Regions from separate parts of the Homo sapiens genome. Here region 1 is linked to region 2. Evidence: chromatin loops called from intact Hi-C (ENCODE). Cell type or tissue: Calu3. All regions are shown on one strand. Links, peaks and the distances in the headings refer to the core of each region. The heading gives the core; the rest is flanking DNA.

Region 1 (12,095 bases), core at 4,083-12,082, 240 kb after region 2:
AGCATGGTCTTGCCGTCTTTATAACTGCTTACCACTTAATTTGTATAGTCTAGAATAACATAGAATGTTAGTGCAACTCAAGTAAAATTCATCTTAAAATTACATGAAGGCTAGTCACTTCTGGTCCCTTACTGAAAAAAACAAGTCCTGTTTATATTCTAAGAATATGGGTTGGTAACAAAATAAAAAAATGACTTAGAATTAAGGGAAAAGTGGTGAGGAAACAATGAAGAAACCACTACTTTAATCAAGATCATAGTCAGCTTCCAGACTCCACAGCAATAAAATAATCCACATGCTGAAATTTGAGAACTTCATTGCCCCAACTAGTCCAACCTGGCTGTAAATTTCGAGCAAACAACTCCAAATATTCCCCATCTGGCTTGATGTAGTCTTTTAAAACCTCTGTTTAAAAAAGAGAAAAAACACAAAAATTATTATTGAGGAAGGAATCCACTTCCTTTTAGCAGTTAAGAGTAGAAACAGAGAAATATTTCATTTTGTTCTTAAAAGACAGCAAATTAATTTCAAGGATTTCATCACAGGCTTTACTATTTATAGTTAGAAAGCCATTTAAAATAAGTACCCTTGAGACTGGGAACAATATCATCTGAACTTCCATAGTCCTGGTTTACTGGTTTCATTTGTAGATGAGAAATGAGGACTTTAACACCTACTAGGTGACTTTTCAGTTTTCCAATACTGCTGATATATCTCCTGAGTATTAACTTTATTTATTTAATTTTTTTTTTTTTTTTGAGACAAGAGTCTCGCACTGTCACCCAGGCTGGAGTGCAATGGTGCAATCTCGGCTCACTGCAACCTCCACCTCCCGAGTTCAAGCAATTCTCCTATCTCAGCCTCCCAAGTAGCTGGGATTACAGGCACACGTCGCCACTCCCAGCTAATTTTTTGTATTTTAGTAGAGATGGGGTTTCACCGTGTTCCCCAGGCTGGTCTCGAACTCCTGACCTCAGGCAATCCACTCGCCTCGGCCTCCCAAAGTGCTAGGATTACAGGCAGGAGCCACCGCACCCAGCCAATTTATTTTTAATAAATATAACCCATACATGAAAAAGAGCTCTAAAAAAAATTGAAAAACAACCCATTTAAAAAAAAAAAAGACAAAAGTCTGTCTGCAATATAAACTTTAATAAAATAATAATAAATGAAGAGCTGGATAGAGATAGAAATACTGAGAACAAATAACTAACATTTAAATAACTAGCCCCCTTAGCAGTAAATTGGTAGCACTAAAAACATTTCTTCATTTTCAAATTATAGATCCTTCTTTACCTAAAATTTCATCATGGTACTTCCACAGTTAAGTATTCCTTGTATTATTCAATGTATTAATAACTACTGAACATTGTATTTTGTTGGGGAAAGAGCTGTAGGCTAAAGAGCTGTTGTCTACACTAAAAGAAAAGAAGAACACAGAAACTTTTTGAAAAGCACATGTTCACTCAATTGGATGACAAATACTTAAATCAATTTAATCTTGATCATGCTGCTGGTTAGCTATGCTAACCACCTAATAGGAATTTGGTATAAAATTCAGATAAGAAAAATCACTAGAAAAGGTAAAATATGGTTCATAATTGCTATGTAAGATTGCGCTTGGAAGAAATCTATCAAATTTAGGAATGATAAGGGTTCTTTAGGAATACTAGAGACAGGTAAGGTTTAAAAGAGAATATATCAAATATTTTAGGTTTCATCATGTTCTTCAGTTGCTCTCACAGCAAAATACTTGTTCATCTGTCAGAAAGTACTGGTCCTGTTTAGCAAAAATCAAAGAAGAATTAAAAGGTTTCACTGTCTATAATTCAAGTGAACTCAAATTTGGGCTTTGATGGGTTCTAGGAGATACTGGCACGAAGGCTTCTAACCCTTTCCTAAGTGCATAAATTAAATGCTACTAACCTTGAAAGAGAAAGATTTCCCTAGAGTCTTGGAGGAAATAACCCCACATGGAAGAACTTTTCCATTTTCTTCCCATGAATTTAACGCCTCACCAGCCTCAGTTCACTTTAATGTGGTCTCAGGTTACGCTGAAGAAAGGTTTTGTTTGTTTTTGTTTCATTTGTTCAGATTTTTGGTACGAAGATGTTAGCAACCCTATTTTAGAAATTTAAACTGGAGTCAGCCAGTCAAAAATGTTTCCTCTTCTGAGCACCCACTATAATCAGTGTTATAAAACTTAAACAAAGGAAGCAGAATATCCATGTTTTATGAGAGTTTACAATCTAATGGAAAATAATGGCCAGGTACTTGGATGGAGTGGAAAAATACATACAACCTAAACCCATTTACTGCCATCCTATTTTCTCAATGTAGTAAGTTTTTGCATGGTTCTTTTCCTTTCTAGTTAAGAAAAACAGAATATTAAGTTGTGTTTTTATAATGTTAACTACAATTATTTTATTTCAAAATAAGGGAGAAGAAATAAAGGCAAATTAATAAAAATGGATTATTCTGGTTTTTAAATATTAATTTAAAAATAAATGTGAATGTATAAATTTAAACATGAGTATGACACATAAACTTCAACAATTACATAACATCTGGAGTTAGTAAAACACACTTTAACTAATGGAGCGGATGCAATCTGTGCACAGCTAGTCATTTCGTTTTTGCTCTGAAAGCATGGGGCAGGAGTAAGAGAGAAGTGGCCCAAACATCAGTGCATATAATCCCATCAACTAAACTTCACTCTTCAGATGGAAACTGTTAGTATGTAAAGCAGTAAAAAGAAGTGGAAATTCCTCTAAGGTAAAATGTGAAAGCTAAAATTTTGATTTAAATACTTTATTTCATGATTTTCCTACCTTAAATCTTCAAACAATATCACTTTATAATGTTAGGTTGTAAACCATAGCTATTGATAGCTTATCTTTCAATCGGAGAAAATTTCAAAACTTATGCAAATGTATCATTTTGAAATGCCATATGCTACCAATGTGGTCTCCTACATTTTGCAACAGAAATAACCAATTAAACTTAAAAAAAAAAAATCAGGGTGTTTCTAAATACAAAAGAGAAAACATTTCATTTTATTAATTTGCATAAAACAGTTTAAGAATATTTAAATGTAAAAGCTGTAAGCATTATATACAGAATATATATCATCCCAAACCCCTAGAGTTATGATTTCAGGGTAAAATATACTGCAGAAATCTGAGAGATGCTTTCTGAAATATATAGAAACATGAACTATACTAAAAATATATACAGTAACATGAACTCAAAAATAAAATATTACAATATTTCCTATCACTACTTAACCAAAACATAAGATTTTATATATATATGGAGTTATTCAGATGTTTCCTCCAGAATCTAACTTTTGTCTTTAAATGTTTTCAATGCTAAAAATGTGTTTGTGCTGCTCTCTACTGGGAATGAGGAAGAACTGCATTTCAAAGATATAAGCTGTAATGCTTTAGGGCAAGACTCATTTTTTTTTTCTTTTATTATTATACTTTAAGTTTTAGGGTACATGTGCACATTGTGCAGGTTAGTTACATATGTATACATGTGCCATGCTGGTGCGCTGCACCCACTAACTCGTCGTCTAGCATTAGGTATATCTCCCAATGCTATCCCTCCCCCCTCCCCCCACCCCACAACAGTCCCCAGAGTGTGATGTTCCCCTTCCTGTTTATTCACTATTTTAAAACCTGTCTCCTGAGGCTCATCTTTAAATATAACTTTATTTTATTTTAAAGGAATTGACAAATAGTTTACTATCATTTCAGAATGAAAAGTTTATGGTCTTAGCTTTTGAATTTTTAAAAGAAAAAAATAAGGTTTGAGACAAACACTAGCTTTGTTACCAAGTGATAAATAAAATTCAAATGAGAGGAATACATATACATATATAATCAGGTATTACTAGTGCCAAGTATAATTTTTTTTTCATGAGGAACAATGCAATCTCACTTTCACTTGAGTTATATATTAAAGCATTAAAGGTCTATGACAGTCCGAAGCATAAGGCAATCGATTATTCACTGAGAATCCTTCTTAGTCAAAGAATGGATTATCAGGTAGACATCTGTATATGTCTCAAATGAAGTAATACTATAAACACCCTTCTAGAGGCTGGGTGCGGTGGCTCATGCCTGTAATCCCAGCACTTTGGGAGGCCGAGGCGGGCGGATCACTTGAGGTCAGGAGTTTGAGACCAGCCTGGCCAACATGGCGAAACCCCGTCTCTACTAAAAATATAAAAATTAGGCATGGTGGCACACATCTGTAGGCCCAGCCACTCAGGAGGCTGAGGCAGGAGAATCACTTGAACCCAGGAGGTAGAGGATGCAGTGACCCAAGATCAGGCCACTGTATGTGACAGAGTGAGACTCCATCTCAAAAAAAAAAAAAAAAAAATTAAAAAAGGACCCTTCTCCATAAACTATTTAAGATAACAGAAATCCTAAGTGCTAGCAATAAAAATTCTCTAGGAATTTGTATTCACTTTCTCCATTTCCCAGGTCATAAACTGCCTCATATTCTGCAAGGTAACATAAGCTCCTGTAGTTTTCCTGAGTGGTAACTTGTAGCAGTTTTTTGTTGGTAGAAATTACCAAACCAATAAAATATGTATTCCTGAAGAAATCCTTTGAAAAGTAAACTTTGAATATCAAATTCAGTATCTCTCAAGGACTTATATTTCTATGTTTTTAAACTCTGACTTGAAAAATTTAGCATTCATTGAGCTTCTATCACATGCTACGGAACTTTAAATATAACTAATTCTCACAACTCTAGAGGACTAAATATCATTATTCCCTCTTTAAATGAGGACTTTGATACAGAAAAATATTTGAGTGACTTGCCCAACTCCCAGAGCCAGGATTCAAAATCACATTAGTCCATTTCTAAAGCCAAATTCCCCACTATTCCCTGCTGCATAGTTTCATTGAATGATAAACATTATACTAAAGCATTAAGACTAGTGAGAATTTGCAGGCTGCAGCAATTACCTGTCAATGTTCCAGAAAAGCAACACTACCTTTAAAAAAACGTAAAACTGAGAGCCACTAACCAAATATCAAGGGACTTCTGTTTCTCTGACTACTATTCTGAGTTCCTGGTTTTAGAACAAGCAAGGGATACAGCCCCGGTAGTAAAATAAAGGGTCTAGCTGAACTGCATCCTCAGATGCCCATCAGCATTCTTTGTGTCAGCCCAGTGATGGGAAGCAACTGATAGCAAGGGGAATCTGAAAAATGGTATAACTGGAAAAGCTGAGTAACATAAAACTAATCTATTCTCTATTTCATAGAGATAGGCAAATTCTGCTATGAATTCTGCTATAAAGTTTTAGAATATTCATTAACAACCTACGTCTGACTTAATTTCCGAATCTGTAGGCCGTTTAAATACTAAATGTACACTTTTTTTCAAATTTGACAAAAGTGATAACAATTCTATTTTATAAAAACATACCAGCAAGCGGTGGCTTATGTGAGTGAAGAGTACAGGGCACGCTGACAATTAATTTGTGGTCTGGAATGGGGAGCACGTTTACATCTGCATTCCTAATTAAACAGAACAAGAAAGTAAACTATATTTTAAAAAACAATTTTCTATACATAAGCCACAGCTGCATTGATTTTTGTTCTCTTTCTGTATCTGATTTTAACACAAATTTTACAATCAATGAAAGAAATTAACAATTTAAGTATTGAGACATTCCTATAATTTCATTTTCTATAATAATGACAATTACACACTAGATAAAACAAAATATAGTTTCCTGTGCCATACCATCCATTCTTTTCTACACTGGACCATTTTCAGAGTTTCAAAAACATAAACATTTTAAAAAGTCAATGATTACTAATCATTTTTAAAAGCGTAAAAATTAATACATGTATACAATTTTGAAAAATCACCTTTCCTACCTCAATGGTAGAGCAGTTTTTTCTTGAACCCTCCCCAGTATAAGACCTTCGTAGGGCTTTTTGTGTGGAGAATCTAATGGGAACACAAATTCTCCTGAATTGGTTATCTGATAGGAAGGAGCCAACAAAAGAGGGTTATTTTTTCCCATCACTATAGAGCTTCCACACACACACAAAAGAAATTAAACCTCCAGGCTAGTGATATTCAGTAAAAATACTATGTGAGCCACATTTATCATTTTAAATTTTCTAATAGAAACACCAAAAGAAGTAAAAAAAAAAATGCAATGAAATCAATTTTAATTATATATTTAATTCAGTCTAACATACTTGAAATACTGTCATTTCAATATGTAATCAATTCAAAAAAGTTACTGAGATATGTTACATTCTTTCTTTTGTACTATGCCTGAAATCCAAAGTGTATTTTATACTTAACAGTACATTTCAGTTTGGACTAGCCACATTTCAAGTGCTGAAGTGTCACATGTGTTAGTGGCTACCATATTAGACACTGCTTCTATAAGAGATTTTTATTAAATATCATATAAATATTTCAAATATAACTTCATTATCATCTTGCACATAAAACAATCTCTACTCTTAACTAAAATTGATTCCTGGAAACCATGTCATCAGTAATTTATTAGTTCATGCAAATAAACTAATAAATGAATTACTAATGAACTAATAAATGAATTGCAATATGACTAAGTAGATCATAATAACACGTTTCCCTTTAGTTACACGAGATAGTATCATTAAACATTGTCAAAGCCAAAATTAATAAGGATAGAAAGTGGGTGGTTGATAGACAATACCTAGTCCAGAGACTGGCCCTTGGCATTATAAATTCAGAAATTCAATTTCACATTTCACCCTGGGATGATCATACTCTCAAAGACTCATTTAAGCTAATCAAACTAAAAATAATTTAAAATATCAATTCATTAATTTACCATGGGAATATACATTTTCACTGTCAGAATACTGATATCTGTGAAACTCTTTATCCGATATCAATGTACCTAAACAACCAACTCAGTAATCAGAAAGTCTTTTATCTCCTCTAGGGCCAATCAGACACAGCATATCCTACAAAAAGTGCTGTATAAATACTGGCACGTTGGGTAGTTTTTATACTCAATGCACATTACCCCTCCTATCATAACAATATGTATAATTGCCTAATAAATGCTTCATATAACATAATAGATGATATTTATGTTTTAAATTCTGGTCTTATCATACCATCTCTTAGAACTGATAACTACTACGGATTAATAATCTTAGTTTCTATGTATTAACATTTTACTGGGTTTGATTTCAAAAGGTGACCTCCTCCTGACTTTGGTCCCAGTTTCTGACTATAAAAGAACTATCATAATAGGCAAGACGGAACAGGGTAGTATACTCCTATCACGGTCCTATACCAAATCAACCAACACTAAGACCAAAGTACAGCATGAAAACAAAGATACAACTGTAAGTCTTTGTCAAGTCCCATAACATAGGTATAAATAAACAATATACACTTGTCCCCCCTTATCCACAGTTTCACTTTCCAGGTTTTCAGGTACTCATGGTCAACCACAGTCCAGAGATAGGTAAGTACAGTACAGTAAAATATTTTGAGAGAGAGACCACATTCACATAACATTTACAGTATATTGCTATAATATTCTATTTTATTATTAGTTATTGTTTATCTCTCTATTTATAAATTAAGCTTTCTCATAGGTATGTATGTATACAAAAAAAATTATATATGGGGTTCAGTACCATCCATGGTTTCAGGCATCCATTAGGGGTCCTGGAATGTATCCCCCCAAGGATAAGGAGAACTACTGTACACAGCTTTTAGAAGATATTCCAGTAGATGAAAAAGTATACACAAAGCCATAAAAAGTACAACTCCACTGTGTCAAAAATGAGTATGCTTGCAATATAAACATTAAACACTAAAATAATAGCTTGGATTATCTTTTCAAAATTTAGAAAGGCGTTTATAGAAATCATCTAAATAGTCAATGTATCTTTAAAAGGAAACCTGATGAACTCTAAATTGATGCCTTATTTTTCTGTATTTTTTGGTAATCTTGTAGCATGCAGAGATATTAAAGATCATTCAACCAATTCTAGAGTCCAAATCATTTCTTTCAAAAATATGCACAGCAGCACAAAAGGCACTGAGGACCTAAGTTAAGATTTAGAGCATAAAAGGTTCTTGGTTCTGGCATCTTCCCATCCCCTCTACAATGGGTTACTTTGCTATTCCTTGCCCTCATCCCCCACAAAATAAGAAAAAGAAATCACAAAGGGTGGTTGAAACTGTGAGTATATAAAGGGAAGAAGATGAAGAGTAAGACTATTTCTATGTTTGGTGATACACAATTCCCCAAAGTTTTTGTTTGTTGTTTTTTAAACTACAGACAAAATCAGAGCTTTTAAAAATTTTATCCTGATATCTTCCAGACTGACTTCCCAAAGCCAGCAGTTTGAGGCCCCATTACAAAAAGACATACAAAAAAAATATAGCCTTGAGAATAAAAATATAAAAGTGGTAAGCAGCAAAGCAAAAGTCTGAATTAGCCCATGTTGAAGGAGTACAGCAGTGACATGTTGAGCATTACAAAGTAGATGCTACCTTTATGTGACTTCTATCAAGCTGTATTAACAAATAAGCTAACTTCTGAACTTACTTTTACCCAGTGCCACTCAGCAACTACCTCCACAGACCAAGAGGGATAAAGTTCTTCCTTTATAAAACGTAGGTGCTTCTGTCTATTGGTCACCCAAGTAACAAGAAGACAGTTTGGAGCAGCCAATTTAGGGATAGGTATTTGCTGTATTTGCAGGGGTGACAAATAACTGTACCTAAAAATAAACGGAAAAAAGGATGAGCAAAATTCACTGCAAAAGAAGAAAACTAAGCAGGGATAAGACATGCATAACACAGACTCCACAAATGCAAAGCTCTTACTGCTATTTATTTGTGTAGCAAAATATAAAGCCACAGTGACACCCAGTGGACATATTATTACACACAAGACAAAAATCACCTTTTTTTTAACTAGTTTAAAATCGTCAGGCTGTATTTTTTTTTAGTCACTTCTAAATGCATTACATTTCAGTAATTTTACTATTAACAATATTTTTTTCTCCAATTCAAAATTAAGCAAATATTGTTGTTTAGATCCCATACTCTACGTTACACAGGAGCCCTGTCACAGTGAGTCTTGAAACGAGTCTCTCAATAACCTAAGTCAAACCATACAAGCCTTACCTGGCACCAAATCAGTGTTGCAAAATTGGTAATGCTAAAGCCAATCTATTCCAATGAAGCTTCTCCTAGCCCTAGAATCCTCAAACCCTGCACAAAATGCTGACTCCTTCACAGGGAGTCATCTCACCTATCCTCATCTCCACCCCACTGCATTTGCAACCCCTAATCTATCATCTTGCTTTTTGCCTTCTCAGTCAATTCCACTGGGTTCTCTAAAGCCCTCATATTTTCATTTTGTAAAACAAAATCTATAATCTTGTACCTCCTGGCCATAGAGTATAATGGCTAGTTTGTCCTGCAAAAATACTACTTGCTCTACAATACTCAATCAAATGAATATGGCCCCTTCTCCAACATTCAGTGGAAGGGGAGAAGTCATTATTCTCCTGGCTCCCCCATTGCTGCTTCTAGGCTATAACTCATCCACCTTTGCAAAAAAAAACCCTGTTCTCTTTGAGAGGTATGCTATCCAGCTATGTTAACCTCTACTGTTCCTCACTGAATCCATTTCATCCTCAACATATTCAATAAGGACTTAAGCTCTGAGATCCCACTACCTCACCAACACAAAACTGGCCACTATTCTGAACAATTTCAAAGCACAATCCATATAATGTATATACTTCAACTATTCTTCACCTAAACAAATACAACTGCCTTCATCCCACTTCCATAATCCACTCCAATGCCATAACCTGGACCCTGTCATCACTCACACTTGCTCCTTCTCTGAAACCATAAACATCAATCTCTGGCAATAACATGCTATGCCTCACCTACTCTTTGAGCTTATCTAGCAGCTTATTCCTGATTACACTTGCTCTTCTTCCCCGTGGACCGCCAATCGTTTCATTGTCTTCTCACTAGCACTCTCAGTTCCCATCCTCCCTTTACCCTTCAACCTCACAGTTCCTGCAAACCTCCCATCTTAAATCAGTATCACAATTTTATTCCACTTGTTTGTATAGGGAAAATCAGATGAAGAAAATGCGGAAGAACTGGGTATTAAAAGTTTATAAAATCCATTATCAGGATCTTAAAGTACTCATCAATTCTTTTACTCATCCTTGGTCAAGTACCACAAACCCTCACCACTCTTCAGATCCCTTGACCAAACTCTCTCTTAGCAGGTAAAGTTAACTCATACATCAGTAAAACTAAAGGCCGCCAACCTCCCTCAACTACCCAACCCTAACCCCTCTCCTTTATATACCTTTACTTATCTATTTCCATACATTTCCTCTTAAAGGAAATGGCATGATTTCACCTATTAAAGCTTATCCCTCCGGTTGTATTCTCTTAGTCCCATATGCTAGTATCTTGTAATACCAATTATCCCCTCCTTCTCTATTTTCAACTTCTCTAGTAGTTCTTTACCATCAACCTACAAATATGATTATCCTATCTCATTTGAAAAGAAGATGAGAAAAGGAGGAGAGAGGGAGGAGAGAGTAAGAAGAGGAGAGGAAAAGGTGTGGAGGGGAGGAGAGGAGAAAGAAGAGGACAGAGAATACAGAAGAGAAATTCCCTCAATTCCATCACCTTCTATCTACAACTAAGCTAAGGACTTGTATGCAAATCCTACTTTATCTCCTTTATTTTATTCCTTAGTTGACTCCAATGAGACTTTTACCACTATGCCTACTCTGAAAAAAGTAAATGACTTCCTAATGGCCAAATGCAACAAACATTGGAATCCAGCTCTAGCATGTGACAACTGTATGTCAGGGACAATCAATAAGTATTTCTTAAAACAAATAGGGCTGGGTGTGGTGGCTTATGTCTGTAATCCCAACACTTTGGGAGGCCGAGGCAAGTGTATCACCTGAGGACAGAAGTTTGAGACTAGCCTGGCCAACATAGTGAAACCCCATCTCTACTAAAAAAAAAAAAAAAAAAAAAAAAATTAGCCGGGTGTGGTGGCAGACACCTGTAATCCCAGCTACTCAGGAGGCTAAGGCAGAAGAATCACCTGAACCCAGGAGGTGAAGGTTTCAATGAGCCGAAATCATACCATTGCACTCCAGCCTGGGCGACAACAGCGAAACTCTGTCTCAAAAAAAATAAAATAAAATAAAAATAAATAAATAAATAAGCAAAAGAATTCAGATCTCAAGCACCCAAGTTTCCTGCCATCGAAACAAGTGCTCTTCCCGCAGACTAGTATTTCTCATAATCGAAGTGATGAAGGAACTAATTTTGCTACAGTATGAAGAATGTCAGGTCAAAAATTTGAAAGTACATGGTTTCAGTAACTGCAGATTCCTTGATTGCCTTAATTTAATTGGGTTGATTTGTGTGGAGAAAGAGGAAATATTCATATCTCCTCTTCTAGCTCTAATTTCATGGAAATCACTGAGCAAATTCTAAAATATGCATATTTATGTGATGCAATGGAAAGTATGCAAAAAAACAGAAAGAAAATGGTGAGAATGTGGAAAAACTAGACCCCTCATTGCCAGTGGGAATATAAAATGGTGCAGGCACTGTAGAAATTAGTTTGATAGCTCTTCAAAAATTTAAAGATAGAATTACATGGTGTAGTAATTCCACTTCTAGGTACACATCCAAGAGAACTATTAATAAAAATACATCACCCAGAGTTAGCCAAACTGCAAAGTTTGAAGGTGCAGTCCTGAAGACACCTCACTTCTAAAACCAACTGCAAGTTAAGGTAGTTTCCAAAGCCACCCATAGGATCAAAAATTTGCTAAACTAACAAAACTTACTGAAAGCTTTTATATTCATAGTTACAATTTCTCAGGGGTAAGGATACAAATTAAAATCAGTCAAAGAAAGAGAGTCAAAAGATACTGAAGAAGTATGACAACTGAACATGTATAATCCAGACTTTTATTTGCTACAAAGGACATTCCTGGGACAATCAGTGTAGCCTG
Region 2 (12,910 bases), core at 3,293-11,292:
CTAATCATCAGGGAAACACAGACAAGACTGCAATGAAATATTCTCTCACCATAGTTAGGATGCCAACTATCAAAAAGACAAAAAATAACATATACTGGTGAGGATGTGGAGAAAGGGAACTCAGATGCTGTTGGTGGGAATGCAAGCTAATACAGCCACTATGGAGAACAGTATAGCAGTTTCTCAAAAAACCACAAATAGAACCACCATAGGATCCACCAATCCCTCTACTGGACATTTACCCAAAGGAAAAGAAACAGTATATAAAAGAGACATCTGCACTCCAGTGTTTATTGCAGCACTATTCACAATAGCCAAGATACGGAATCAACATAGGTGTCCAACAACAGATGAATGAATAAAGAAAATGTAGTATATATATAATGGAAAACTATTCAGCCATAAAAGGAATGAAATCTTGTCATTTGTGGTAACAAGGATGAAAGTGGAGGCCATTATGTTAAGTGACATAAGCCAGGAACATAAACACTGCATGTTCTCACTCATATGTGAAAGCTTAAAGCAGCTCTCATAGAAGTAAAAAGTAGAATAGAGCATACTAGAGGCTTGGAAGGGAAATGGGGAGAGGATAATAGAAAGAGATTGGCTGAAGGAAACAAAATTATGACTAGATAGGAGAAATATGTTCTAGTGTTCCAAAGCACCATAGAATGACTATAGTTAACAATAATTTATAGTTTTAAATGGCTAAAAGGATATTGCATTTTCCCAAGACAAAAAAAAATGATAAATGCTTGAGATGATGGATATGCTAACTACCCTGATCTGATCACTATGGAGATTAGGGACAAGTATTGAAACATCACTAGGTACCACATAAATAGTATAATTATTATGTATCAATTAAATTAATTTTTAAATAAAAAAAGATATACTGATAAGGAAGGAAAATATAAAACTTTGTTTGCAGATGACGTAATTATCTATGTAGAAAATTCAAAAGAATCCATTCATTAAAACTGAGACCTAAGACGCAATTACAGCAAAGTTTCAGGATGCAAGGTGTTAAATCAAATTTAGCCTAAAGCTGCCTCCTTACATATTTTAAGTTCAACCTGAAGGTTTCTCTGTACATGAGCTATAATAAGTGGAGATGTAAACAGACTATAGACTACTCTTGTGTCAATTGCCAAGTTTTGGCCAATCACATGTGGCCAGCTTTTCAAACTGTGTTCAAATAAGGCAAACGCCAAGCTGTAACCAATCCAGCTGTTTCTGTACCTCACTTCCATTTTACGTACATTATTTTCCTTTTTCATCCATAAATCTTCTACCACTTGACTATGCTGGATTCTCTGAGCCCACTGTGGCTCAGGAGGCTGCCTGATTCACAAACTGTTCTTTGCTCAAATAAACTCTTTTAAATTTAATTTGACTGAAGTTTTTTTTTTTTTAACCAATGGTTAATATACAAAAGTTAATCACTTTCCTATATACTTGCAATGAACAAGTGGAATTTGAAATTCAAAGCTCAGTACCATTTACATTAGCATCCCCTTAAAAATAAAATACTTAAAAATAAATCTACAAAATATCAGCCAGGAATGGTGGCTCACATTGTAATCCCAGCACTGGCCAACACGGTGAAACCCCATTTCTACTAAAAACACAAAAATTAGGTTGGCATGGTGGCATGTGCCTATAATCCCAGCTACTCAGGAGGCCAAGGCAGGAGAATTGCTTGAACCCAGGAGGCAGAGATTGCAGTGAGCTGAGATTGTGCCACTGCACTCCAGCCTGGGTGACAGAGCTAAACTCCATCTCAAAAAAAAAAAAAAAAAAAAGAAAAAATAAATAAATCTAATAAAATATGTACAAGCTCTATATGAGAAACACCATAAAACTTTGTTTAAAAAAAAGAAAGAAAGAAATTGGGAGATATTCCATGTTCATGGGTAGAAAGACTCAATATTGTCAAGATGTGAGCTCTTCCCAAATTGATATATAAGCTCAATGTGAGCTTAGCCAAAATTCTAGCAAGTTATTCTATAGATTCTAAGAAACTGATTCTAAAGTTTACATAAAGGGGCAAAGACTCAGAATAGCCAACACAATATTAAATGAGAATAATAAAGTTGGAGGACTGATACTACACTACTATAAAATGAAAGGAATCCAAACAGTGATAGTGACAAATAATAGACAAGCAGATGAATGGAACAGAATACAGAACTCAGAAGTAGACCCATATAAATATAGTCAACCAGTCTTTGACAAAGAACAAGGGCAATACAATGAAGAAAAAATAATCTTTTCAACGAAAGGTGCTGAAACAACTGGACATTTACATACAAAAAAAATGAATCTAGAAACAAGCCTTACACCCTTCACAAAAATGATCTCAAAATGGATCACAGACTTAAATGTAAAATGCAAAACTTTAAAACTCCTAGAAGATAACATAGAAGAAAATCTAGACAATCTTGAATTTGGCAATGACCTTTCACATACAACACCAAATGCATAATCTGTGAAAGAAAGAACTGATAAATTGGACTTCATTAAAATTAAAAATTTCTACTTAGCGAAAGACAACATGAAGAGATGAAAAAGACAAGTCATAGACTAGGAGAAAGTATTTGCAAAAGACATATCTGATTAAAGACTTTTATCCAAAATATGCAAAATCTTAAAACCACAACAAGAAAACAACGTGATTTAAAAATGGTTGAAAGACCTTAATGGACACATCACCATAAAAGATATACAGATGGAAAATAAGCATATGAAAAGATGCAGCACGACATATATCATCAGACAAATGCAAATTAAAACAACAATAAGACACCACCACACATCTGTTAGAATGGCCAAAATCCAGAACACTGATACCACAAAAGACAGATGAGGATATGGAGCAAGAGGAACTCTCCTTCATTTCTGGTGGGAATGAAAAATGGTACAACCCCTTGGGAAAAACATTTTGGCAGTTTCTTACAAAACTAAAACTATTCTTACCATACAGTACAGCAATTGCACTCTTTAGTCCTTACCCAAAGGAATTGAACACATATCCACAAAAAAACTTGCACATGGATGTTTACATCAGCTTTATTCATAATTGCCAAAACTTGGAAGCAATTAAGATGTCCTTCAGTAGGTGAATGGAAAAACTATGGTACATCCAGACAATAAAATATTATTCAGCACTAAAAAGAAATGAGCTATCAAGCCATGAAAAGACATGGAGAAACCTTAAATGCACATAACTAAATGAAAAAAAGTCAAACTAGAAAGGCTACATGCTGTCAGTTTCCAAGTATATGAAATTCTGGAAAAGTTAAAACTATAGAACAGTGAAAAGATCCATGGTTTCCAGAAGTAAGGGGTGAGGGAGGAATGAATAGGCAGTGCACAGGGAAGATTTAGGGCAGTGAAAATACTGGGTATGGTACTGTAATGGTGGACACATGTCATTACACATTTGTCCATACCCATAGAATGTACAACAACAAGAGTGAACCCTAATGTAAACTACAGACTTTGGGTAACAATGATGTGTCATTGTAGGTTCATCAATTGTAACAGATGTACCACTCTGGTGAGGGATGTTGATAATGGGGGAAGCTATGCATGTGTTTAGGCAGGAGGTATATGGGAAATCTCCATACCTTCCTCTCAGTTTTACTGTAAACCTAAAACTGCTCTAAAAAAAAATTTTTTTTCAAAGTAAAAAATAATAACGGCCAACATTTTGTCAAATTTGATAAAAACTATAAACCAACACATCTAATATCTCAGCAAACCCCAAGCAGAGGAAACATAAAGAAAACAACATCCAGTCAAAACTATTTATAAAGGGAACCAAATCAGTCTAAACCACTGATAAAGAGGCCAGATGCAGTGGCTCATACCTGTAATTCCAGCACTTTGGGAGGCCGAGGTTGGTGGATCACCTGAGGTCAGGAGTTCAAGACCAGCCTGACCAACATGGTGAAACTCCATCTCTACTAATAACACAAAATTAGCCAGGCATAGTGGTGCACACCTGTAATCCCAGCTACTCGGGAGGCTGAGGCAGGAGAATCGCTTGAACTGGGGAGGCGGAGGTTGCAGTGAGCCAAGATCACACCATTGCACTCCAGCCTAGGCAATAAGAGCGAAACTCTGTCTCAAAAATAAATAAATAAGTAAAAAATAAAAAACTGATAAAGAGAAAATCTTCAAAGTAACACATTACATAGAGAGGAATAAGAGAAGGAAGATAGATGATTTCCCATCAGAAATAGAAAACAAACAGCGAGAGAGACTTAAACGTATTCATATCAACAATCACATTAAGTATAAATAAATGGTCCAAATATTCCAATTAAAAGGCAGAAACTGTCAGATTAGATTTCTAAAAAGCAAAATGCAACTATGTGCTCCCTGTAAGAATCACATTTAAATATATACACATAGGTAGGATAAAATTGAAAGGATGAAAAATGATAAATTATGTTAACATTATTTTCTTTAAAAAACTAAGTGGCTATATTAGTCCCACAAATAAGCAGATAAGAGTAAAAACAGATAAGATTCAAGACAATACTAGTTGGTAGGACTCAATTTTTATGGTTTATGTCTTTTTTTATACAGTAGATACACAAACAGAAACTCCTACTTTCTTGTGTATTCTGCTCTTGGTTTTGAATATTTCTTATTCAGTGCTTCCTTCCTGCACGAACAAACAGCATCAAGTACTGTTCATTGTTACTTATAAGAGAGGTGCAGTGAGCTTCAGCCTTCTTCATCAACTTAATGTAGAAAGTCTCATTTCTAAATATCTTCCTTGGATCTTTTTGCTAAAGGGTACACGATTCTAAGGCACAAACTTCTGCACTGCCTTGTCTTACTGGAATCCTCTATCAGAAAGGAAGCAAGTACAGAGGGAGAATAAGGCTGAAATTGGCTCTTTTATTAGCTGCCTTATCTATCAGCTAGAGAGTCTAACAAGCATGTATATCAATTTGGGTTCTTTTTTCAAAAGCAAAAGGGGCAAATTCCAGCTAAATTAAGCAAAAAGAGTAAGTTTATTGGAAAAATGCAAAGTAGTTTACAGAATCAGAAAAGAATTCCAAAAATCAGTCCTCAGGATGACAACCAGGGCACTCCTGAGGTATGGGAAGGAGATAGTAACAGACTTTTCAAGGCAAAACAATGGCCCTCCTCAAAGATGCTCACATCCTATTCCCTAGGACCTGTGAATATTTCATATTACATAACAAAGAGTGATTAAGCTTGCAGATGGAATCAAGATTGCTACTCATCTGACCTTAAAGCAGAGAGAGTAGCGTGGATTCCCAGGTGGGCTCAATTTTATCACAAGGGTCTTTAAAAGTGGAAAGGGGAGGCAGGCGAGCTGAGTCAGAGGAGAGGTGACGATGGGAGCAGCATCAGAGAGGGGCCCTATGAAAAGATTTCATCTGCCTTTCAAGATGGAGGAAGGGGAAAGGGGCCAAGGAAAGTAGGAGGCCTCTAGAAGCTGGAAAAGACAAGGAAACAGCTTCTCCTCACAGCCCTGCCAACACCTTAATATTAGCTCTGTGAAACCCCTGTCCAAATTCTGACCTTCAGAATTATTAATATAAGGCAATATTTATTGTCATGTTTTTGTAAGCCACCAAGTTTGTAGAAAGTTGTCACAGTAGCAATAGAAAAGCGGTAAATCAGGATGAATCAACTTCAATCAAATCCTTTGGGTTGTTCAGTACAGAGTCTAAATTCCAGGGAGAATATCGGATTGGCCTAACCTTGATCACATGACTATTTATTGGGCTGAGAGGGTTGTTATCTTGATTGACAGGGCCACCAAGATGAAAAAAATATTCCTCAAAGCAAAAGCCAAATCAGAGTATGTTACTAGAAGGGGCAATGGGTGCAATATAGGCAAAAACAACAGATGTTTCTACAGTGGAACAGACTTTCATCTTACCCAGAACATTCCCCCACAGGCAACACAGAGATAACCAAAGTTTCACCTGACTTGCCCAAGATTTTACTCCTTAGAAACAAATAAAACTACAACTATCATTAAAAGATCAAATCTGTTGAACAGGTATTTCTCTAAAGAATAATAAGAACCATGAAAAGATACTTAACATTGTAACATCTTTGCATTAGGGAACTGCAAATCAAAATCATAACAAAATAGTACTGCATGCTCATTAGGATGACTATAATCCAAAAGAATAAAAAAGAAAATAACAGGTGTTGGTAGGGATACAGATATAGAGAAACTGGAGCTCTCATGCCTTGCTGGGGGGCATGTAAAATGATTCTGCTGCTTTGGAAAACAGTTTGGTGGTTCCTCAAAAAGTTAAACATATAATCCAACAATTCCACCCAAAAGAATTGAAAGCAGGGTCTAGTACACCAACGTTCATAGCAGCTTTATTCACATCAAGCCAAAGGTGGAAGCAGCCCAAATGTCTACTGATGGATGAGTTGATACACAAAATGTGGTATATATATGCAATGGAATATTATGCAACCATAAGAAGATATGAAGCTCTGATGAAGCCAGACACAAAAGGACAAATATTGTGTGATTCCAGTTGCATTAAGTACCCAGAATAGTCAAATGCATAGAGACAGAATATAGCATAGAGGTGAACAGGGGCCTGGGGATGGGGGAAATGTGGACTTTTTGTTATGGGTACAAAGTTGTTTTTGTGATGATGAAAAAGTTCCAGAAATGGACAGTAGTGATGTGTGCACAACATTGTAAATGTACTTAATGCCATTGAATTATACACTTAAAAGTGGTTTTAAAAATCAAATCTGCATGGCTTATAAATGATTTCATTCATTTAATTATCAAATGTGTATTGAATGCCTCTACTAAATACTGGAGGTATAGTGGAGAGCAAGACAGGCTTAGCCTGTCCCCTAGAAGAGAAGGCAAGTCAAGTTTCCAGGGTGAAAATCTGTGTGTGTCAGCAGGACATGTACGATGGAAGAGGATGAATGTGACTGGAACACTCAGATATTTAGGGAGAATATTGCAAGGAATTTTAGGTGTGTCCTACCGGTCAATGATTAGTCACTGTTCTTTGCATTCCTTTAAAGAAACAGAAACACTCCATTTGCCTGCATGCTCCTGTTAGATATAGTGAACTCCAAGTTTCTCTTCAAAGAATCAGTATGTCACTATGTTCAGCTCTCTTTTTTTTTTGTTATACTTTAAGTTTTATTCTTTGATTCTCCATTTTAAACTTTAACTTTCTGGTTCTCTTCACCCGCTTGCCTCCAGTTTCAGTAAATAACTTCCCCGCCAGTTCTAATCAGTAGTTCACATCTGTTCCCCTGGTCACTTGCTCTGACCTGAATCATCCTGAGTTACCCGTTCTGTAACCGCCCCTCCCACCAAACTACTCACCCTGCCACTCCAGGTCATACCCCTGCTCTCTTTAAAATAGCCAGTGGGAATTAGCTTAGACTGTGCCCTCCAACCCTAGCCGATACTGGAACGACACGGCAGTAGGGGGAATAAGAACCCCCTCCCCTCCCTTGTCCAAATGTACACTTGCCATTACTCCATCCACAAGTTGCACCCTTCTCCAGAAGTAAAACTTGCCTTGCTGAGAAAATTAAATTTCTGTTCGAGTGCTATTTCTTCACCACACAGAGGAACAAGCATTTTGTTGCTAACACTCCTTAAAATCAGAGTAGGCTTCTGCTACTTTGTATCCACCATGATGTGCTTTGCACAGTATGTGCTCAGTACCTGTTTTAGAATTGGATTTGGAAGGCTGAAATGGGAGGATTGCTTGAGCTCAGGAGTTGGACACCAGCCTGGGCAACACGGTAAAACCCTGTCTCTACCAAAAATACAAAAATTAGCCAGGTATGGTGTGCACCTGTAGTCTCAGCTACTCAGGAGGCTGAGGTGGGAGGATCCCTTGAGCCTGGGAGGTGGAGGGAGGTTGCAGTGAGCTGTGGTCGAGCCACCACACTCCAGTCTGGGCAATGGAGCAAGACCCTGTCTCAAAAAAAAAAAAAAAAAAAAAAAAAGATTTGGATTTAATTTCCAACTAGAATCATTGGGGAGGGAAAGGGAAAAACTTTCAAACGTGAAAAATTTTTTGAAGTACTAGATTCTAACACTTCTGATTTGCTGGACTTCCACCCTACATATGTACCAAGGGTCCTCATGTGTTTTACTCCCTAGGCTGAGACTATTTGAGGAGAACATGGAGATCTTCATTCCATTTGGCAGTCCACTGCCTAACTGTTCCTCAAACATGACTCATGAGCAGCAGAACTTTTTTTTGCTCCTGGCAAAATGACCCTCTAGGTACTTCAGTGAACAGATCTCTAATTAGATTCTCTCTTAACAGTCCTTGTAAAGTTGGAGAGGGCTCACCAAGTAATTGGAAAAGTAGTTTAGACTCACAAAGGAAAATAGATTAGACATGTTTTTACAGTGTGCCTCTCAAGTCCAGCTGACTAATTTGCAGTAATTTTCTATTATTGTTTTAGTCTAGGTTTTCCTATTGGTTAAATTTAACTGAATGGGACAAACGAAATGAATGGCAAAGATGCATCATTTACTCTGGGAACCCTGCCTTTAATACTGTTTAATAATTTAATTTGTAGATGGTTAAATTATGTAAATTCCAAGAGGTGTAAAAGGTTCTGAAACTTTTGCTTCTACTGGGCTTTTTAACCCAAAGAATCAAAGGAAAGTTTTGTGACACAAATGACAATGACTTTATGCATTTGTTGTTGCTGCCGTTCTTCAACAAGGTATTAAGAGGCCAGCCATTTCCACAGTTTGCAGATATCAAATATGAATCATAACAGGAAAGCCCACATTCCTCTGATGTAGAAATAAATAGAAAGTGTGTAAGTCTTTCTACCTCTGCTCCATGTCTATTTCCTGATGGGCTGACTAGTTGGAGAGCAATCCCTCTGGAGCAGCTAGACTGACAAACTGAAAAAAATTAGTTGCTTTTATTTGTTTACACATTTTGCCATGGGAGTTTCCAGCAAGCATGTACAATAATAACTTGATAAGTAAATTATGCACTACATCTTATTTCAATTTCTTCTAAGTAAGTTCAACAGAGGAGCTTTCCTTGTTATCCTAAAATCATAAAATGGTAAAACATTCATTTCTGGTATACTTTTTGCTTTCTTTTATTATTCTGTGAGACAATGGCACTTTGTTTTGACAGATGTGACTGAAATATCCTGGCACAGTTGCAAATCAGATTCAGACCAACTAGTTGTAAAGCAAATAGCCAGATGATAGAATGTGTTATTAAGTATTTATGAAGTAATCTGGGAGAACATGCAGCTGGTCCCCTGCTCCTTAATAGATGGAAGAGTTGCCAGTATATTTCACTGATTGATTACATGAATTTCCTTGTTACAATGCTGTATTAAAAAAACGGGATTCTAATCACCTGATGCCTTTTCTCTCAATAACTGTCTTTCTGGAATAAAAAGGGTGCCTATTTTCCTACTAACAGCAGAAACAGCATTTGTTCCAGAGAAATTCTAAATAGACATATATTCAAATATAGATTGTATTCTAGAATTACTTAATTAGATTTGCCTCACTAAGAACTTTGTTTGAAATGAATCATGTTGTCAGTAAGTCACTATATGTAAGTCATAGATCTAGCTATTCTTTAATATACTGGGAAGATATCTTTAGATTTTTCTCAAAAAAAAAAAAAGTCAGCTTGTTTTCCCTGAAATACTGCATAAGCTCAAATGAATGAACAGAATTACATAAGCCTTTTCAGATAAATTTACTTTGAAGCCGAGAATATGTCCAAAACATGTTAGTCCAAAGCTGAACAGTATTGGAAAGTTCCAGTGATTATAAATAGAATTTCTAAATTGAAAATGTCATTTCAGCCTTCTTCTCCACCTCACTGCTGTGATTCTAATAATTGCTCTTGTTGCCTTAATTTCCTTTAGTACAGCGTGACCATTTCCTAGGATCATTGAGTACCGTGTGATCTTTTTCAGTTATATTCAGTAGCGTCATAAAGATTATCTGGTAGGGAAAAACACATACTCATAATATGAATAACTTTGCATAGGTGACCTTTAAAACCACTGGTTAGCTTTCTAAGACACCAACACCCGCAGTAGCAATGGTATCCTTGAAGCCACTTGAGGGTTCATTCCAGTGGTCATTTCCCCTTGCACCTTGGTATAATCTACACAGTAGTATCAAGGTGGGCAGTCTACAACCACAATTATTACAAGTAGTAATTATTCTGATGTACTGCTATGAAAAATTAAATATAGATTTGAAATTTAGGACCTAGATCGGGACAATAAAAATAATCAACTCAAATCATTTCTTTCAGCAAAGCCACAAGTGAAGACACATAACTTTCTCAAAACCCCAGGGCTATTTGGTTGCAGAGCTTAGAATAGAACAGGCATCTCCTACATCCAAGGTCAGTGTTAGACAGGCTACAGCTGATGGTTTTGACTGACACTTATAGAATAAATTATTCTGGAAATATTCTTCTACCATGACTATACTATCAGCCTCAGTATACAGTAAAAACAAACACACAAATATATGTTTAAATCACCGAGAAACAAGAATGGAAAAGATTCATTGTTTACTTCTTGTCAGCCTGAATTTTTATTACAGAAATACAGAAATGCTCATTAATAACTTTTACACACCAAGTAAACTCCAAAAACAGACCAAATAGCTGGTATTTAAGTCTGTTGCTATGTGTCTCTGAATAAGAAATGAGGACTTTTGAGTGGAATAACATAAAAGGATTTGTCTGAAAAGTCTGAGCCCTTTTACTTCACCTAGAAAGGAGGCCAGTGTCACACATCTATGGAAAAAATAAAAGTAAAAAAATTACACAGGAATAAAACACATTAATATCTTCTTCCTCAAAACTACACCAGTCAATAAAGAGTTCTTCTTTGGGTATATTTTCAGAGGATTTTAAGAACCTGCAGCATGAGAACAGGACCAAGCAGGTTTGAATAATTCATTTAAATAAAATCTGTGTACCCACTAATTCTCAGCAATACCTATGGGATCATTTGTATTTCCAAGTGCTCTAAGTTCATGTGGCAATAACACAATGCTCATTTGTTTATGATGGCCTCATCTGTTTTTAATTCTCCAGGTTTATGCTCTCAGGAACAATGCCAATATCCTATTCTTTTCTAAAAATTAACTTCCCTTTTCCCATTTCTTAAAAGATGTCTTTACTCATTCATTTATTGCAAATATTAACACCATCCAGCATTCTCTCCTTCATCAGCCCAATTCTTTAGCTCCAAATACATATTTTTCCGTCAGAAAATATACCTGTTTCCTCTCAAGGCCACCCCTGCTCTCCTGTCACCTCCCCCTCTCTGCCTTCTCACCATCTTCACCTTCTGTTCATTCATTCAACAAATATTTCTCTTCAATCACTCCATAGATTCTTGCCCCGCAGCCCAAAAATATGTTCTGGTTGTTCCTGAATGGAACAAAATCTTTACTTGATGCTAATGCCTTTTCAGGTTCTTTTTCAGTTGCTAACTTTGCCAGGCAAACTGAACATATCTACAAAAAAGTATATTACAATAGAATGCTTCAGGTCAGGGGGAAGTGTTCAAAATACACTGTATTTTAAAAGCAAACACAAAATAGTATAGATAGCATGATTCCAATTTGTGAAAAACGTGTGTTTGCAAAGGAAAAGGCATAAAACAGTGTGCACACATACCTAAGCAAAAAGAGATAGGTTCTCTGAGTAATAAAATTACATTTGATTTTTATTTCCTTTTCTTGTGTATTTTCTAAATTTTCAGAATTTTATCCTATGAATACATAATATTTGTAAATTGAAAAACCTTGAAATGAATGCTACTGATGGATTTGCTGAATGAACCTCTGTGCTCTGGTTTGATTCACAAGGCATCGGGACTCTCAAGGGCACTTTTATCTGCAGGGAATCTGCAATTCCAGGTGATACCATTTGGATATTTGTCCCCTTCCAAATCTCATGTTGAATTATAATCCCCATTGCTGGACATGGAGCCTAGTGGGAGACGTTTGAATCATGGGGCCAGATCCCTCATGGCCTGGTGCTGTCTTCATGATAGTGAGTTCTTGTGGTCATTCAAAAGTGTGTGGCACCTTCTTCCCACTCTTGCTCCTGCTTTAGCCATGTGATGTGTCTGCTTCCGCTTCACCTTCTGCGTAAAAGCTCCCTGAGGCCTCCTGAGAAGCTGAGCAGATGCTGGTGTCATGCTTCCTGTATTGTCTGCAGAACCAAGAGCCAATTAAACCTCTTTTCTTTATAAATTCCCCAGCATCAGGTATTCCTTTATAGCAGTGCAAGGATACTCTAATACACTAGGTCCTTCCCTTCTGTCCTCACCTCTCCCCCTTCTCTCCCACCAAGTGGGGACTCATCTCTCTCTCCTCTCTCTCTCTCTCTCTCTCTCTCATCTCAAATGGAGATGTCCCCAACTGTACTGTCCTCCATTCTGCTCCTGTCACTCTTCATTGATCTGTAAAGAATGACAGAATTCTTTCTTTATAACTTCAGCTATGACTTCTGTATAGATCCATTCTAAACATTCATTTCCAGCCCTTCACTGGATATTCCTCTCGAATGCTTCATTCAGCATTACCTCAAATTCAACATTCCAAAAATCTACTTCATCACTCCCCTCTCTTCCCAACCCAGTTCTTCTCTTAACCTTCCCTGCTTGTGCCGACGGCATCATTCATCTCGCAAAGATTATCGTTGAGGCTGCTTCCTTTTCCCTGTGTATTTTGCCAAGTGTTATGCATTTTTCTCTTCTTCTTTTGAATAGTCTTTTATGCTTTTCTTTCCATTGCCACTGCCACTATCTCAATTTGGGCCCTTCTCACTTTGTGCTTGGACTCCTGAAATCAGCCTTCTTAATA

Evidence for each region. Hi-C counts contacts between places; a loop is a spot of excess contacts. Peaks named below come from ENCODE experiments on the same cell type or tissue, not always from the same donor. Only the 100,000 strongest peaks of a DNase experiment are listed, where the experiment ranks them.
Region 1: a loop joins it to region 2, with 3.0 times the contacts of the local background. A loop is called at or near these places in 3 of 110 quality-filtered maps.

The regions. Positions count from the first base shown.
Region 1 is chr18:2,538,741-2,550,835 of GRCh38, forward strand. It overlaps METTL4 (methyltransferase 4, N6-adenosine), which reads right to left. Exons shown (of 9, transcript NM_022840.5): 6 at 8,615-8,789; 7 at 5,913-6,019; 8 at 5,455-5,546; 9 at 1-405. The coding sequence ends at 260. Among named protein-coding and RNA genes, the nearest start is that of METTL4, 27 kb to the right of the region's middle. In Calu3, for the core only: CTCF peaks have their summits at 8,932 (motif pointing left) and 9,151; no DNase peak of the experiment used is centred there.
Region 2 is chr18:2,295,740-2,308,649 of GRCh38, forward strand. No RefSeq gene overlaps it. Among named protein-coding and RNA genes, the nearest start is that of METTL4, 270 kb to the right of the region's middle. In Calu3, for the core only: no CTCF peak of the experiment used is centred there; DNase peaks (open chromatin) are centred at 7,362 and 8,812.